2 separate regions of the Homo sapiens genome follow, and region 1 is linked to region 2. Evidence: read pairs that join two places in POLR2A ChIA-PET (ENCODE). Cell type or tissue: PC-9. All regions are shown on one strand. Links, peaks and the distances in the headings refer to the core of each region. The heading gives the core; the rest is flanking DNA.

Region 1 (4,395 bases), core at 319-4,318, 58 kb before region 2:
TACAGGTGCCTGCCACCACGCATGGCTAATTTTTGTATTTTTAGTAGAGACAGTGTTTCACTACGTTGGCCAGGCTGGTCTCGAACTCCTGACCTCAGGTGATCCACCCACCTTGGCTTCCCAAAGGGCTGAGATTACAGGCATGAGCACTGTGCCCAGCCAAGAGACTGCGCATTTCTATCCAACTTTTATTTATCATTGAGTAATACCCAACTACTGCCTTCCCTCAGGTAAAAAAAGGAGAAGCTGTAAAAATTGAAAACTCACCCAGTATGATTTTCATTTTCCTAGTGTCAACTCCCATTCAGTTTCTGCATGCTTTTTGTTGTCATTGTTGTTCTCTACTGCCTTTATATTTTTTCAAGAATGTATAGTTATTATTCCATGGAAAGTTTGGCCCTAAAGGATCTACCTGGACATTACTAGAGGCAGAACTTCCTTATCTTTTCTTTACCTGGAATTCAGAGCCTTATGTTTATTTTTGTCCTAACCTGTTTTTCCATTCTTATTTTCTATTGTTACTGTCCGTGTAACCACTTCTCAACTGATAATTGATTTTTCGTCCCTTAGAACATTTAATACATACTCACCTTATATCTTTGCTTGGATTACTCCCTTTACAATGTATCTCACACTTGCCTTTTGCTGGAATCTTTACTGTTTTTCAAGTCCTAACATAAGATCTGTCTACCTTTTATGAAGCCTTTCTTAATCAATTTTGCCCATCCTGACCTCATAGGGTTTTATTGTCTATACCACTCCTTGGACATTGAATCCTATACTGTCTTGTTTTTTGTTGTAGTCACTCAACTGAAAATATGGTGCAAATCTTTTCAATCTAACTAGATTGTACCCTCCTTGAGGCCAGGAACCTTATGTTGATACTTTATTTCTCTACTACAGGCTCTAACTCAATCTTTAGTTCAGTAAATATTATTGAATGAATAAATGAGTTATTCCAATATTAATATTCATGTAAAGTGCTTAGAACATGATCTGGCACATAGTAAACACTAGTAAACAGTATCTGTTGTTATTATTATTACCTGAAATCAATCATATGACTAGCTGATCTCTGAATGTTCCTCTCATTCTACCCTTTGCTGATTATCATTTCTATTGTTAGACTTGAAGATTTGGGGAATCTTAGAACTGAAATATTTCAGATTGCCTGATAAAATTACAGATTTGGAAACTAGGCCTAGACAGGTACTCACAACCCATGGAAGTTTCACTGCTTTTCTTAGGTGCCCAAGCTCAGAGTCTGCTACTTTTTTTGTTGTTTTTGTTTTTTGAGACAGGCTCTCCATCACCCAGGCCGGAGTGCATTGGTGTGATCACAGCACTGCAACCTTGACTTCCAGGGTTCAAGCCTGAGCAGATTCAAGGTTCTCTGGTCCATCTCACTGTGACAGTGGTTCTCATCCTAGGGGCCGTTTTTCCCCCAGGGAACATTTGGCAATGTCTGGAGACATTTTTGGTTGTTATGCCTGGGGCATGTGCTACTGGCATCTAGTTGGTAGAGGCCAGAGATGCTGCTGAGTATCCTATAATGCACAGGACAGCACTGCTACAAAGAATTATTTGGGCTGAAATGTCCATAGTACTAAAGATTGAGAAACTCTGTGCTATAGGTAGTCTCTTCCTTTTATTTAACCTTCATTAAAGGACACCCACCTGTTTCCCTGGTTAATGGGTTATCTTGTCACAGAAAGTTCTTCTTACCAGATCTGTTCTTTATTTGATATTTCTTCTCTTTATGTTTTCCTTGTTTTGAGGGAAAAAAATTATATAGTTCAAATATGTAGGAAAAATATGCTTTGCAGAACAATTTCCCTCATATACACGCCCTTTAGAATTGTTTGAGGTAACTGTAAAAATTAATTGGAGAGAACTGTTACAGAAGTTTAACAGAGGCGGCTGGGTGTGGTGGCTCACGCCTGTAATCCCAGCACTTTAGGAGGCCAAGGCAGGTGGATCACGAGGTCAGGAAATCGAGACCGTCCTGGCTAACACGGTGAAACCCTGTCGCTACTAAAAAAAATACAAAAAATTAGCCTGGCGTGGTGGTAGGCACCTGTAGTCCCAGCTACTCGGGAGGCTGAGGCAGGAGAATGGCTTGAACCCAGGAGGCGGAGCTTGCAGTGAGCCGAGATTGCGCCACTGCACTCCAGCAGGGGCAACAGAGCAAGACTCTGTCTCAAAAAAAAATAAAAACAGGCTGGGCACAGTGGCTCATACCTGTAATCCCAGAACTTCAGGAGGCCAAGACGAGAGGATTGTTTTGAGCTCACAAGCTCAAGACCAGCCTGGGCAACATAGGGAGACCCCGTCTCTACAAAAAGTTTAAAAATTAGCCAGGCATGGTGGCATGCCCCTGTAGTCCCAGCTACTCGGGAGGCTGAGAATCACATGAGCCCAGGAGGTTGAGGCTGCAGTGAGCCGTGATTGTGTCACTGCACTCCAGCCTGGGCAACAGTGAGACCTTATCTCTAAAGAAAAAAAGAAGAAGAGGTTAACAGATTTTTCAATGCCTTAGGAATAGTAGTTTCACAGCCAGCCCTTTTAGTTCAGTGTTCCCTGATGACTGTCAGAGTAGCAAAGGGGTTAAATGAAAAGAGCTGGTTGCTCATCCCCAGCTGGAGTGGGAGAAAGGGCAGGATGGCAGCCTTCTTTCTGCCGTCCTCTGTAACTGCTTTGCTTCCTCATTCTTCCTTATCTCTCTGCCCCACGTCCAAGGCTTTAAGTATACAATGATGACTGCTACTGATTGAACACTGTTAGGATCAAAGCCTTATGGAGTGGTGAGTACAATTCGTCCTCTAGCAAGAGCTACCAGAACTATGATCCACTTTCCAAAGTTGCCTGAAGGAAAGTGCAAATATCCCACTCTGCAGTTTAGAAGAAAATCCCAGATGTACAGGCTGCTTTTTCATGAGTTTGCAGATCATCTTTTTCTTTCCCGTCACTAGTGTTCTTGCCTTCTCTCACTGGCAGTCACATGATGACATCTTGCTCCAGAAGCCATTTTAATCCTTATTTAATGTTTGTACTCTAAAGTGGTTCTTTTCTGAATGACTGGGAGCTTCAAGTTTCAAGATCATAATTAACTTTAGCACCGGTTCCTGTGTGACTTAAGTGCTTATGCAAGTAAATACAAATGGCCAACTGAAATCTTATTTATATCAAGATATCTTGCCATTGTTTTTAGCAAGAAAAGATAAAGGAGTCACTGAGACTACTCTGACTTTTCTGTATGTATTTACAGTTTATTTAAGATTTCTCTGGCCAGGCACAGTGGCTCATGCCTGTAATCCCAGCATTTGGGAGGCCAAGGCAGGAGGATCACTTGAGCCCAGGAGTTAGAGACCAACCTGGGCAACATGGTGAGATCCTGTTTTTACAAATAACTTATAAAAATTAGCCAGGCTGGCCGGGCACGGTGGCTCACGCCTGTAATCCCAACACTTTGAGAGGCCGAGGCAGACAGACCACTTGAGATTAGGAGTTTTAGAACGATCTGACTAACATGGGGAAACCCCATCTCTACTAAAAGTACAAAAATTAGCCGGGCGTGGTGGCACGTGCCTGTTATCCCAGCTACTCAGGAGGCTGAGGCAGGAGAATCACTTGAATCTGGGAGATGGAGGTTGCATTGAGCCGAGATCATGTCACTGCACTCCAGTGTGGGTGATAGAGCGAGACTCTGTCTCAAAAAAAAAAGAATAAAAATTAGCTGAGCCGTGTTGGTGTGCACCTGTGGTCCCAGCTACTCAGCAGGCTGAGGCAGGAGAATTGCCTGAGCATGAGAGGCTGAGGCTGCAGTGAACTGTGACCGCGCCACCGCACTCCAGCCTGAGTTGCAGAGTGAGACCATGGTCTCAAAAAACAAAAAGATTTATCTTAGGTGAGTTAATAAAATGTAATATTTCTAGCTTTTTCTCAAATAGGATTTCTGAGGTTTCTAAACATTTCTCTTCTTTCAACTGGGCCTAATAAAATTTTCTATATGGCTTTTCAGTTGCAAGAAAATTCCTTTGCAAGAACATAGCCTGCATACCACATTAAATGAAGCTGGTGTGCCTTGAGATCTAAACTCCCTGAGAAGAGACTCAGAGTTGTGTATGTTCTATACAGCAGTAGGTTCTTTGTTGCTTAGAACCTGTACAGTGCTCAGCAGCACCCTGCAAGAAGAGATTTGGAATCTTAAATGGCCTTGGTTGGTTGAATAGGTAATCAGACAAAAACTAAATGAATTTTAATTGTTATGAATATAGACTCACTAAATCAGTGAGAACCTGTGTAGACACAAATCAAGATTTTGTCTAAGGATGGTAAAAATACATATCTGGGCCTGTGGCTGCCTGAAAGTTAAATGAGAGTTACATATTTTAA
Region 2 (4,395 bases), core at 230-4,229:
GTTGCAGTGAGCCAAGATCGCACCACTGCACTCCAGCCTGGGTGACACAGCAAGACTCTGTCTCAAAAGAAAGAAAGAAAAAATTGTCTTAATCATCATGAATTTCATACATCCCTTTTTGGATCATAGAACCTGTAATACAACTGGGTGACCACTGCCAATAATTTGTGGGGGAAAAAACGCTAATTACTATATAACTTCAATGACTTACAAAAAAAAATTATCAACTGTGGAAAAATCAAAAAGCATTTGAATTTACTTGATGAGGTAAGATACTTAAAAAAATATATATCTAGTATTTATTTATACCAATATATACATTTATATATCTAATATATATGACAGGTACATTCTACATGTATACTAATATATCTATTAGTATATATTTATATATTAGTATAAATACATATATATATAAATACATATATATATCTCTCTCTCGATTTTTTTTTGAGACGTAGTCTCACTCCATCGCCCAGGCTGGAGTGCAGTGGCACAATCTCGGCTCACTGCAACCTCCGCCTCCTGGGTTCAAGCAATTCTCCTGCCTCGGCCTCATGAGTAGCTGGGATTACAGGCGCCTGTCACTGCACCTGGCTAACTTTTGTATTTTTAGTAGAAATGGGGTTTCACCCTCTTGGCCAAGCTGGTCTTCAACTCCTGACCTCGTGATCCACCTGCCTCGGCCTCCCAAAGTGCTGGGATTACAGGCGTGAGCCACCACACCCAGGCTAAACTTTTTTAAGGTAACGATCTTTGCAGAAAATTTCTTTACTTAAAAAAAAAAAAACTCACATACATGATGAAAATACAGATTTAAGCCACCCACATCCTCAGTTGTTTTCCTTAGCATATAAATACTTCGTAGTAAGCTTTACAAAGAACTGATGCACTGAGAGACATTTTTTCTGAGCTTAGCAAATCAAAAACAATTTTTAAAAGTCCTTATTAACAATTAGAACAGTTTTGCTGTCAAATAAAGTAGGTCTTTTCTCTTTTATTCTCAAAGAACCCCTTAATAAAGGAGGCACTGACAGGTACATTACACATTAATAGGAGATTTTAACACTGCTCATAACTGATAATCTAGTGACCATTAACTCCAAGTTATAACTTGGAAAACATAAAACTATATCCTATTAAGAACTGATTAAAAAGCAAAAGAAACAAAAGTAAGACATTAGCAGCTAGACAACAAAGCAATGACCCTTAATTTAGAAGACAACTTTTTACCAGGTACCTAAGACTCCGTGGAGTAAAACTCAGGAAAGGAGAATCAATTCTAGACCCCATCCCATAAGGACTTTAGTTTCCGAAATACCAAAACAAACTTCTTACTTCCCCTGTGGGTAGGTGCCACAGAATGAAGAGTAAAGCAATAAAATGCATATTCAGTGCATGTGAAGTAGAAGGGTATATATCCTATATATATTGTTAAGTTTAGCCTAAAGTCTCTTTACATATCTCAAGTTCAGCTTAAAGGTTTCTCAGTACATAGAACTGTAGCCTAACTGGACGTGTAAACAGACGGTACCCTACTCTTGTGGCAATCACTAAGTTTCAGCCAACCAAAGACAGCGAACTGTTCAAACCATATTCAAATAAGGCAAACGCTGAACTGTAACTAATCCGGCTGTTGCTGTATCTCACTTCCATTTTCCATACATCACTTTCCTTCTGTCCATAAATCTTCAACTATGCAGCTGGGCTGAAGCCTCTGAGCCTATTATGGTTCAGGGGCTACCTGATTTGTGAATTGTCCTTTGCTCAATTAAACTCTGCCAAATTTAATTTGTCTAAGGCTTTTATTTTAACCTTATTCATCATAAAAAGAAAAAGAAAAATTTTAGTTCAAAAACTTAAAACCTGATCAACTAAAAATGAAACTGCCCAGTAGAAATGCTTAGCTCTCACTGTGGTAATTTCGTGAATGTGGAGGAAACTACTAAAACTTTGATATACTAAATAGACAGCTCTGTCCCACATTTATGTTTATTAAAAACTGACATAAACAAACACAACCTGTACAAAAAATATCCCAAATCTCATATGACTTTGAAATCTTGAGAGACATTATCGCCTAGGACCCCCTCTTCCTCTGCCACGGCCACGTCCTCTTCCTCTTCCTCTTCCTCTGCCTCTTCCTGCAACTGAAGGAAAAGAAAAACAAACCAAGTTCAATTCTCTCCTGCACCAATGTTACCTAGACACCACAAACAACATTTACACACACACCTTTCCCTGTTTATAGCTCTTTATTAGTAGCTACAGTAAATAAAGTTTAACTAGCTTCTGTTAAATGTGTTAGACTTCAGATTCCCTCCACCCCCCAACACATTATCATGCAGAACCAATAACTAAAGGCCTAGGGAGATTATTATTTGTTTCATTTCAATTTATTTACTAAGAAATGTGTCAAATTTAAAAATACTTTTTCTTTATATCATGTCTCAAATTCACCATAAAATGATTTGAACCTCACAAAAAAAGGGAAGATATATATCACAGAATAAAACATGATCACCTTGATGCCAGAGTTTTGGTAACTGAATAAAATCCAAGCAAGTTAATTCAAAACCAGGAAAGTTTAAATGTATTACATCAAATCACAATCTTATTAACTCTTCAGAAAATTAAAACTCATTTGACCTACACATAATCTAGTGCTTTAATCCAAATAGTAATATCCCTACTGGGTCATCCTAACTCTAGTTGAGTATCATGGTGATAGGGAATTCATGACCCAAATAAACTTATTTCATCTTCAGACAGCTAAGAATATTAGAAAATCTTGACATAGAAGTCAGTCACATTCTAAATGTTTTTGTTTTTGTTTTTTAAATACAGGGTCTCACTCTGTAGTCCCATCTGGAGTGTAATTACACCTCACTGCAGCCTTGAACTCCTGGGCTCAAGTGATCCTCCCATCTAAGCCTCCTGAGTAGCTGGGACTACAGGTACAAACCATCATGTCTGGCTAATTTTTAAAATTTTTGTAGAGATGAGGTCTCCCTTTGTTGCCCAAGCTGCTCTCAAACTCTTGGGCCAAAGCAATCCTCCAGCCTCAGCCTCCCAAAGTGGTGGGATTACAGGTGTGAGCCACCGCACCTGGCCACATTAGAAATTTGTACACACTGATTCTAGTCTTACCATTCTAAGCAATAAATAGTAAGTTTAAGATGCTAATTAAGGGACATTTCACAAAATAACTGGCCCGTACTCTTACAAAGTATCAAGGTCACAAAAGGAAAACTGAGGAGAACCAGCTGATACGCATTAAAGGAAACTAAGGAAACGTACAAGTAAATGCAACCTGTTGTACTGGATTGGATCTTGGACCAGGAAAAGGACATTAAAGGGACAATCAGAGAAATGTGAGAAAGGTCTCTAGATAATACAGTAGTGACACATCAATGTAAAATTTCTAATTTTTTGTAGTTATATGACATTTTAACATTTAGACAATCTTGGTGAAAAGTGTATGGGAATTCCTTGTACTATTTTTGCAACTTTTTGTGTCTAAAATTATTTCAAAATGAAGTGTTTAAAAAAATAAAGAAAATGGGAAAAACAGAGTTGGAGGGGTGTTGTAAAACAACAACAACAACAACAACAAAAGGGCTGGGCACCTGTAATCCCAGCTACTTGGGAGGTTGAGGCAGGAGAACTGCTTGAACCTGGGAGGCAGAGGTTGTAATGAGTGGAGATCGCGCCATGGCACTCCAGCCTGGGCAACAGAGCATGACTCTGTCTCAAAAAAAAAAAAAAAAAAAAAAACCCAAGAAAAGAAAATGGACCAGGTATGATGGTGGCTCACACCTATAATCCCAGCACTTTGGGAGGCCACAGCAGGAGGATTGTTTGAGACCAAGAGTTCAAGACTATCCTGGACAACATAGGGAGACCCTGTCTTTACAAAAAAATAAAAAATAAAAAATTAGCCAGGTTTGGTGGTGCATATCTGTAAAAAAGAAAGATAAATTAAGAAAACAACTGCTCACTGCAATCTCCGCCTCTCGGGTTCAAGCGATTCTCCTGCCTCAGCCTCCCGAGTAGCTGGGACTGCAGGCGCCCACCACCACGCCCAGCTACTTTTTTGTATTTTTAGTAGAGATGGGGTTTTACTCTGTTGGCCAGGCTGGTGATCCACCTGCCTCGGCCTTCCAAAGTGCTGGGGTTACAGGCGTGAGCCACCGCGCCCAGCTGCTGCTTCTTTTTTTTTTTTTTAAAGAAAGAAAATAAATGTTTATTCAAAAAAAAAAAAAATCCAAACATTTGGGAGGCCAACGCAGAAGACAGCCTGAAGCCAGGGGTTTGAGGCTGCAGTGAGCTATGATCATGCCACTTCACTGCAGCCTGAGCAACACAGTGAGATCTTGTCTCTTACCAAACAAA

What was found. Peaks named below come from ENCODE experiments on the same cell type or tissue, not always from the same donor. Only the 100,000 strongest peaks of a DNase experiment are listed, where the experiment ranks them.
Region 1: POLR2A ChIA-PET joins it to region 2 with 12 read pairs; 13 of 35 experiments call an interaction of 5 or more read pairs at or near these places.

The regions. Positions count from the first base shown.
Region 1 is chr18:21,685,034-21,689,428 of GRCh38, reverse strand. All of the region lies in intron 3 of ABHD3 (abhydrolase domain containing 3, phospholipase), which reads left to right. Among named protein-coding and RNA genes, the nearest start is that of MIR320C1, 3.7 kb to the right of the region's middle. In PC-9, for the core only: no CTCF peak of the experiment used is centred there; no DNase peak of the experiment used is centred there; H3K27ac peaks cover 631 bases.
Region 2 is chr18:21,626,817-21,631,211 of GRCh38, reverse strand. SNRPD1 (small nuclear ribonucleoprotein D1 polypeptide) reads right to left here. Exons shown (of 4, transcript NM_006938.4): 4 at 1-2,150. The coding sequence ends at 2,074. Among named protein-coding and RNA genes, the nearest start is that of SNRPD1, 17 kb to the right of the region's middle. In PC-9, for the core only: no CTCF peak of the experiment used is centred there; no DNase peak of the experiment used is centred there.